3 separate regions of the Mus musculus genome follow, and all the other regions are linked to region 1. Evidence: chromatin loops called from intact Hi-C (ENCODE). Cell type or tissue: left cerebral cortex. All regions are shown on one strand. Region 1 holds the start of Csrnp3 (cysteine-serine-rich nuclear protein 3). Region 2 overlaps Csrnp3 (cysteine-serine-rich nuclear protein 3). Region 3 overlaps Csrnp3 (cysteine-serine-rich nuclear protein 3).

Region 1 (2,500 bases):
GGAAAAGTCGTTGGGAATGTAGCTCAGTGCTCAAGAGATTGTAGCTCCTCTACAGGGTTAGAGTTCATTTCCCATCAACCACCTCAGGCAGCTCACAACGTATACGTCCAACTCTAGATTCCTCCTAGAGCCTACACACACACACACACACACACACACACACACACACACACACCACAAATAAAAAGAAAACAACCATCAATTCATGTCTTCTCAAGGAAGCTTTCTTAGAATATCTCATCAAATGACTGCAATCAGCAGCGAGTTTTACATTTTATATTAAGTGTGTGTGTGTGTGTGTGTGTGTGTGTGTGTGTATGTGTGTTCCCATGCCATGGCACTGGTGTAGATATCTGAGTTCAGTTTTCAAGAAGTCATTGTCTCTTTCTAATACATGGAGCCCGGGGATTAAACTCAGGTTGTCAGGTTTGGGAGCAAGAGCCTTTGCCCACTGAATTCTCTCCCTGATTCAATTAGTAGCGTTTTTAAATACAAAGAATACTGGTTTGCTTTATTAGGGTCTGTTGTTGTTCATTCGTTTAATTAGCTTTCTTGGCTACTTGTGATATCACTGGCCTTTAATCCCAGCACTTAGGAGGCAGAGGCAGGCAGGTCTCTTTTATGTTTGAGGCCAGCCTAGGTAGTTCACTTAGTGAGTTCCAGGCTAGCCACAGCAGCTTAGTGAGACCTCTCTTAAAGCAATTCCTCCCCCCCTCCCCAAAGCTGCATATGAATTTGCTTTGCTGCCTTAAATAAATCTAATCTGATGTTTTCCTCAATTGTTCTTTGATTCATGCTATGCCTTTCAGTTCAGAAGTGAAATGATTTTGCCCAGGGTTATTAGAGCAAAATTAGAGTCCAATTAGCCATTTTGGGGCTTTGCAACCAAGTGGCCGATGCCTCTTTAATCTTTAACAAGCTCCAGTATTCACAAATTAATGCCGCTATCTAAGGAATCGGAAGTTGTACAAACCACACAACTCCAAATTATTTGAATATTCTTCTACTCTGTTTGAAAAATGTGTATTCTGCTGATCTGGCCCCAGAACTATGAATAGAAACACTGCCAAGCAGAGGTTGTCATGTCACCAGTAAGAGATGTCATGCTTGATTCATTTCCCTTGGATCCTTTGAAAAGGCAATATTGATGGTCAGTCTCTTTCTCTGCCTATAACTCAAAACGTGCAATGAGGACGTGTATATGTTTTTTCTACTAAAGGGAAAAAATCAGTAGGGTGAGGGGAAACAGGCGATTTACCTAGGCTTTCCTCGGTGCTTGCTTTGACTTATGGTGGGCAAGGCATAGATTAACCCTGATTTCCTACATCCAAAACAAGACTTTTGACTCCAGCTGGCTGTTGTTTGAAATATTTTTCTTCTCTGTTCTGTCTCTCCATTTTTCATTTTTTTTCCCCACTGCCTTCCTCCCTCTGCTGCAGGGATTTGTCCTCTAAAAGCTCGAGGTGGGAGGGAGCAAGGACTGAGAGCAGGCAGGCGGCAAGAGCTGGAGGACGCCAGGATCTGGCTTTTGTTATTGGTTGGCTGCGGCCTGATGGATGAAGGGCGGAGTGAGCTCTTCTCAGTGTGTTCTGCTGGAGCCCAAGTACAGAGACCATATTTACAGGTAAGAGAAAAAAAAAGACGAAAAGAAATTTATTTTTCTTTTCTTTCTCTCTTTTCTTCTTTCTTCCTTCCTTTCTTTCTTTTTCCCTTCCTTCCTTCTTTCTTTCTTTCTTTTTTTTTTTTAAAGGGAAATGCTCGGTTCTAGTAGAAGCATCTTAGGGAATGTGGGAATCCTAAAGGCGCTTCCCGAAAAACCTGTCCCTCGAGTGACTACGGGAAGCCTAGATGAGCAGCTCTTGGGTTTGCAAAAACCCTTTTCCGATTTAAATACAAAAGGCACAAAACCCTGAGGAACTTGTCTTTTCCGGATTAGCCATCTAAGCAAACGCACAACGGACGGATAAAATCCTGTGTCTTTGTGTGTTTTTATCAGGCTGTGTTCATGGAAACCAAAGGAGGCATGAGCAAAGCTTGATAGATTCCACAGGTCCTGAGAAAATGGAGCCTTCTCAGAACATACTGGATTCAGTATGGGGGTCTTTATATTTAGGACCCAGCAAGGAGCTTATGATTTTTTTGTTTGTTTGTTTATAGTTTCTTTTAGCCTAGACTTTGAATGAACGATCTATGTGCATGCAAACCCTCTTCGTTCTGTGCATCTGGTGCCGAGTAGCTGCAGCATTTGTCAGCAAATGTGAAGCTTCCATGTGGTGATGAAGTAAAGATCTATCGGTAGCTGTCAACATGCACGGGACGGTTTTCCTTTAAAAGCACGGAAGCCTAATTGAGAAAGACGAGACTTTGCTGTGAAAAGTAGGGTCTGACCGACACGTTTCATTTATGCATCAGATACGTCAAGTTAAGAAATTCCACTACACACTGCTGGCAAAAGCCTCACAGCAGTTATGTGTTAGTACGCCTAAAGTTTTGACTTTAC
Region 2 (2,500 bases), 85 kb after region 1:
TGGAATTTTAAATCAAATTCCATCAGCCATGTAGGTTTTGTATGTCTGTCTGTCTGTCTGTTTGTTTGTCTGAAGATCTGTAATTGATTTTCAAGTTTTGAGACTTTAGTTATGGAAAGCTGGTGTGGATGTACTCAGACATACATAGTATATGTGTATTGAAACAGTATCAAAGCTGCCAAAGGTTCCCATAAATGTCGAGAAATCATCTCTGGAAGGACTTGTTAGCATTAAAATCAGATGAGGTAAACCATATGCCCCACTGAGGTAAGCTGTCTAAAATAAGTTACTGCGGTTTTAAGAATTAGTAAGAGCCATCTGTTCTTTAACTTGGGATCTTTGTTGTTCATTGTAGTCAGCTGTTCTAGGAATGTGTTGCCTTTTGAGGAGATAAATTAATCACCTACCTCATTTATGTACTTCAGTAAAGAGAGTCTAAGCCTCTCATCCTCCGAATCAAAAACAATTGGTCTCTATTTGTATTCACATGTTGTATCTTTTAGTGATGGGAATTTTACTGGAAGAAATTTTGAGGGAATCAGCCTCTGGCCTTTTAGTGGGGGTTGGGGGAACCAAGAAAAGAAATAGTTGCAATTGAAAGGTTAAAAATGTGTGGTCAATTGGTTCATTAGATTGGATGGTATTTATAAATAGTACTTTCAGAAACACAAGGTAGGAAATGGCTTGAGCAAGTTTTTTGTTGTTGGTGGTAGTGGTTTTTTATATATATATATATAAACTCTTATTTAAAATAAAATCTAGTTCTCCCCTTTTAAATGGCTGTCGAATCATTTTCAATAATAAAATCTAGTATGGGGATTTCCCTAATCGCGCTTCATTAATGTCTTAGGGCAAGTCCCTTATCTGCTGTTTTCTTCCTTCTCGTAGAGTCAGCTGATAAAAATATCCATAGACACAGTGAAGTCAGAAGCAAGGCTGGCTTGCTCAGACAGAGCTCCATGTGATCACATATAGGCAGCCTGGCTGAGGCTGATGCCGTGCAGCAAGCAGTAGGTAATGAGTCTTTGTGCGAGGGAAGCTCTTGTCTCGGAACAATAAAGCATATGGTACCAGCAATAAAACACGGGGCCGGGAAATGTAAGAAGATTCCACTGAACCAGGAAGAACGATGCCTTCCGTGATGCTGACACATACTGTAAAATGATAATCAATTTATTTTGGATTCTAATGAATAAAGACTGCCAGGACTCGACTACAGCTGTTTGAACAGGTCGGTGATTTTTTTATAAATCCCCCCCAACACTTCCTGGTATTTGATTGCATTTAAATTAGGTTGGGCTGATGGGTGTTTTTGCCTTAAACAAAAACTTTGAAAGGTATTTCAAATGGAAATAGGAAAGGTGCACTTGAAGTGACCCAGCAAGATTCAATTTTTGATGGAGTCAAATAAACAGAAATGCTGATATTATTATTTTAAACTGAAAAGTTGTTTATCTATTTAAAAATGTATAGGTCGGAAAATTTTAATTTAGTAATAGCTAATATTTGGTGTATGCGGAAATACATAAAGCCAAGTGACTAATAAATTGCAGGTATAAAAAAAGCTTCACTTTTTTGTATGAAAAAATTCTATATTACCTTAGTTTGTATTTCTTATAGAAGATACTTGATTCAGACTTTACCGATATTTTTCACTATCCTGTAAGGGTATTTAGGTAAAATGTCTAATATTTTTCAATAAAAAAATTTAAATGAAAAATGTCAATAATGTTACTTAAAGGTATTTTGTACTTTATTAAGATGCTAGTAATTATTTGCCTTCTATTTTCCATATTATGATTCTTCCCAGAAATGGAAAACATTTATAAAACCTTTTATATTATAGATGTTAGTTATTAACATATGAAGAAAAAGAAATTAGCTTAATTTTAAGAAAATGACTGGGTCAACCCTATGATGATCAGAATTCCTACTGGTTCAATATTTCAGAAAAGGAAAATATGTCTTTGTGGATATTTATAAAATATATACATACGTAATATTTACCTGCAAATAAGTAGCTCTTGAGTTTATGAGTAATACAGAAGTTTGTATTGCAAATAGATTGCTGAGATAGGAAATCAAAGCCAAGATAACAAATAATAAATAGCTCACCGCTCAAATTCATTGGGAAAGAAAGACAGGCATTTCTATGAGGTGACTCTTCGAATTTAAATACGCAGTCTAACTTTGCTCTACGTTTTCACTGCTCTACCCTTTAAAGGCATCCTGGGACGTAAAATCTTTACAATTAATTTTTGGGTACCATTTTAGATGATGATCTCTAAGGCACTTGGGCACATTTAACATTTTTCAAGACTACTGAAATGACTGCATCTAATGTGTAGAGTGCCTAATGTAAATGGATGTCTGTAAGTTGTTGTTTAAACCACCACAACAAAAACATCCCATATGTCTGATTACGCATACGATACATATTCCACTTTAAAAAAAAAAAAAGAGCTATGTCTCCAAAACAAGAGAAGTTAATGACAATTTT
Region 3 (2,500 bases), 54 kb after region 1:
ACTTCACTGGAAGAAGTGGGTCATAGGGTCAAGCTTTAAGGCTTTATAGCTTGGCCACACTTCATATTCATTGTCTGCTTCCTGGGTACAGATGCAAAGTAACCAGGTAGCCTCCCCCACCCCTGCCCCCATGCCATGCTACCTGCTGTCCATCTTACCCACTGTGGTGGATGTTCTTGTCTGTAACTGTGATGGTTTTCTGTCAGCTGCTTTTGTGAGGGTATTTGATCCCAGCCACAAGAAAGTAAGACGAGCAGTCCTGAGAATTTTCAAAGACTGGTTTTCAGATCTTCTGTTCTCCTCCCAAGCTCTTGATGCTTTATTCTAGTGTCCATCTCTTGCTAGAGACAATTATACACCTAATGCCGCATATCCCTGATGGAACTTGTCTGTATACCTGCCTGACTTGGCCGAAGAGAGAGTTCTTAGAACTAGGCCTTTGAGCATGAGATGAAGCTTTCCATAAAACAAAAAGGAAAAAACAAATGTCTGCCCACAGATTGGTAAAACATAATATTCTAGTACTCTGGAGTCTTGTAAAACTTATCAATTTTTGTGCATTCTGTCAGGATTAGTGAAGGATTTCTCTCTCTCTCTCTCTCTCTCTCTCTCTCTCTCTCTCTCTCTCTCTCTCTCTCTCTGTGTGTGTGTGTGTGTGTGTGTGTGTGTGTGTGTGTGTATTTAAACATAATACTACAACAAAGGCTTCATGAAATCACAGTGTAACAATAAATGTAATATTAGGTGGTTTTTTATTTGCCATATATTGTAAAAATTCTCCTTATATCAGCAAAATACTCAATGACCTCATGCTTGTAATGGCTGCATAGTATTCCACTACATTGATATATCTAATATGAGCAATGTTAAAGAGGAAGGTTATTTGTATTTTCCAAGTATATGTAGTGATACTTGTAATGTAATCCAGGGCTGGTGAGAGGACTCCGTGTGCAAAGGTACTTGCTACTGAGTCTGTCACGCCATGTCCTCACCCTGGGACCCAGAGGATAGAAGGAGAGAAGCAACCCTACAAGTTATCCTCTATCTCCACACATGTGCTCTGGCAAATGCACACCCAAAACCATGCACACATATGCACACTATGCGAATGAATGAATGAATGAATGAATGAAGCAAACATTTTAAAATACAATAGCCTTTTAATGCATGTGTGATTGTTCTCACTGTAAGGAAAGAAACTACCTCATCAGTAGGCGGCAGCAGAGTCACAAGATTATCTGTTGGAATAAACACAACTGTACAGAGATAGCCAGTCTCCAAGACTTCTGACAGTAAGTCTGTATTAAATAACAAACAATAAGCTGGGACTATATTTTTGTTTTGAATTTACTAAGAATCTGGGGTTACCTAGCCAGAGCTCCTGACCCCTTGAAACAAATCAGACAACCAATTGTCTCTCATGAACTGTTGAGGAATGTCACGTGTCTCTGTCATTTTCTGAGTGGGCTGAGGGTGACAGTTATCTGGTTTCCTGGACGGCTGAACCATCAATTGACTCACATTTAATTTGAAGCTTTGGGATTTTCCTCTTGTTTGCCAGACCAGGTTGTAGCATCTATCTTCCGTAAACACTTAACGGATGTGAGCCCTACATCTTGGACTGCAAGCTGCACTTGCCTGATAGGGCTTCTGTAATCACATTTGTTATTTTCCTTTTAATCAATGGAATTTCTATCGAATTGTTTCACACTTAAATCAGTAGAATATAATGCTTATTTAAAGGGTATACAAATTAAAGTACATTTATTTAATAAAGGTAGGCATAAGGCTTAGTCTACTGGTTTACCTAAGATTTTTGTCAGCATTTAATTGAAGTTTAACCAGAATGTGAAACTGGACATGTGATTATTGCTATATAACTAGAATCATTCAGCTGTAGTTTAAGAGGTTATACCGGGATATATATATGATTGAATATATATGATATATATATGATTGAATTATTTTCTCCCTAATCGGGATTGTGCTAACAGTCTCTTGATGAAGGTGAAATACACCAAAACACCAGGGCTGAACTTACTTTGCATCTCTAATAAATTTGGTGTTTTTAAGTCACTCAACCAATATATATTTGCTGAACTCCTGCTATATGCAAGACAGTGTTCTAGGACTTTGAACATATTAATAAATGAAAGAATTGAAAAATCTGCCTTCTGAGTGGCTTAACTTTCTAGTGAATGAAGATAATTAGTAATTAATAGATATATATTATATATGCACACATATATTTTGTAAAAGTGTATTATATAAAATATAAATATTCTGTGTCTAGCAAATATATAGAATATAAATTTTCTTATATAAAAATATAAGAAAAAAACTGGAACTGGGTAATTGGGAACCAAAGTACAAAATATTGGTGATGGTGGTCCAGCTATAGTTCACAAAGAGGTTGGAGAATTTGCCAGTAGAGGAATTGTCTAGGGGAATCATCGGTGTTCTTGAAAGAGAGGTCAGACAGAAGGAAGTCCCCATGTTC

What was found. A loop is a pair of places that touch in the nucleus more often than their neighbours do. Peaks named below come from ENCODE experiments on the same cell type or tissue, not always from the same donor. Only the 100,000 strongest peaks of a DNase experiment are listed, where the experiment ranks them.
Region 2: it touches region 1 in a loop (6-fold over the local background); 6 of 42 quality-filtered maps call a loop at or near these places.
Region 3: it touches region 1 in a loop (2.2-fold over the local background); 2 of 42 quality-filtered maps call a loop at or near these places.

The regions. Positions count from the first base shown.
Region 1 is chr2:65,844,261-65,846,760 of GRCm38, forward strand. It overlaps Csrnp3 (cysteine-serine-rich nuclear protein 3), which reads left to right and starts at 1,507. Exons shown (of 7, transcript NM_153409.5): 1 at 1,507-1,624. In left cerebral cortex, no CTCF peak of the experiment used is centred here; DNase peaks (open chromatin) are centred at 1,504, 2,017 and 2,277; H3K4me3 peaks cover 1,455 bases; H3K27ac peaks cover 1,876 bases.
Region 2 is chr2:65,929,160-65,931,659 of GRCm38, forward strand. The region is part of intron 3 of Csrnp3 (cysteine-serine-rich nuclear protein 3); the gene reads left to right. Among named protein-coding and RNA genes, the nearest start is that of Gm52514, 1.9 kb to the left of the region's middle. In left cerebral cortex, no CTCF peak of the experiment used is centred here; DNase peaks (open chromatin) are centred at 305, 1,000 and 2,247; H3K4me3 peaks cover 1,746 bases; H3K27ac peaks cover 2,500 bases.
Region 3 is chr2:65,898,448-65,900,947 of GRCm38, forward strand. All of the region lies in intron 3 of Csrnp3 (cysteine-serine-rich nuclear protein 3), which reads left to right. Among named protein-coding and RNA genes, the nearest start is that of Gm52514, 29 kb to the right of the region's middle. In left cerebral cortex, a CTCF peak has its summit at 1,217; no DNase peak of the experiment used is centred here.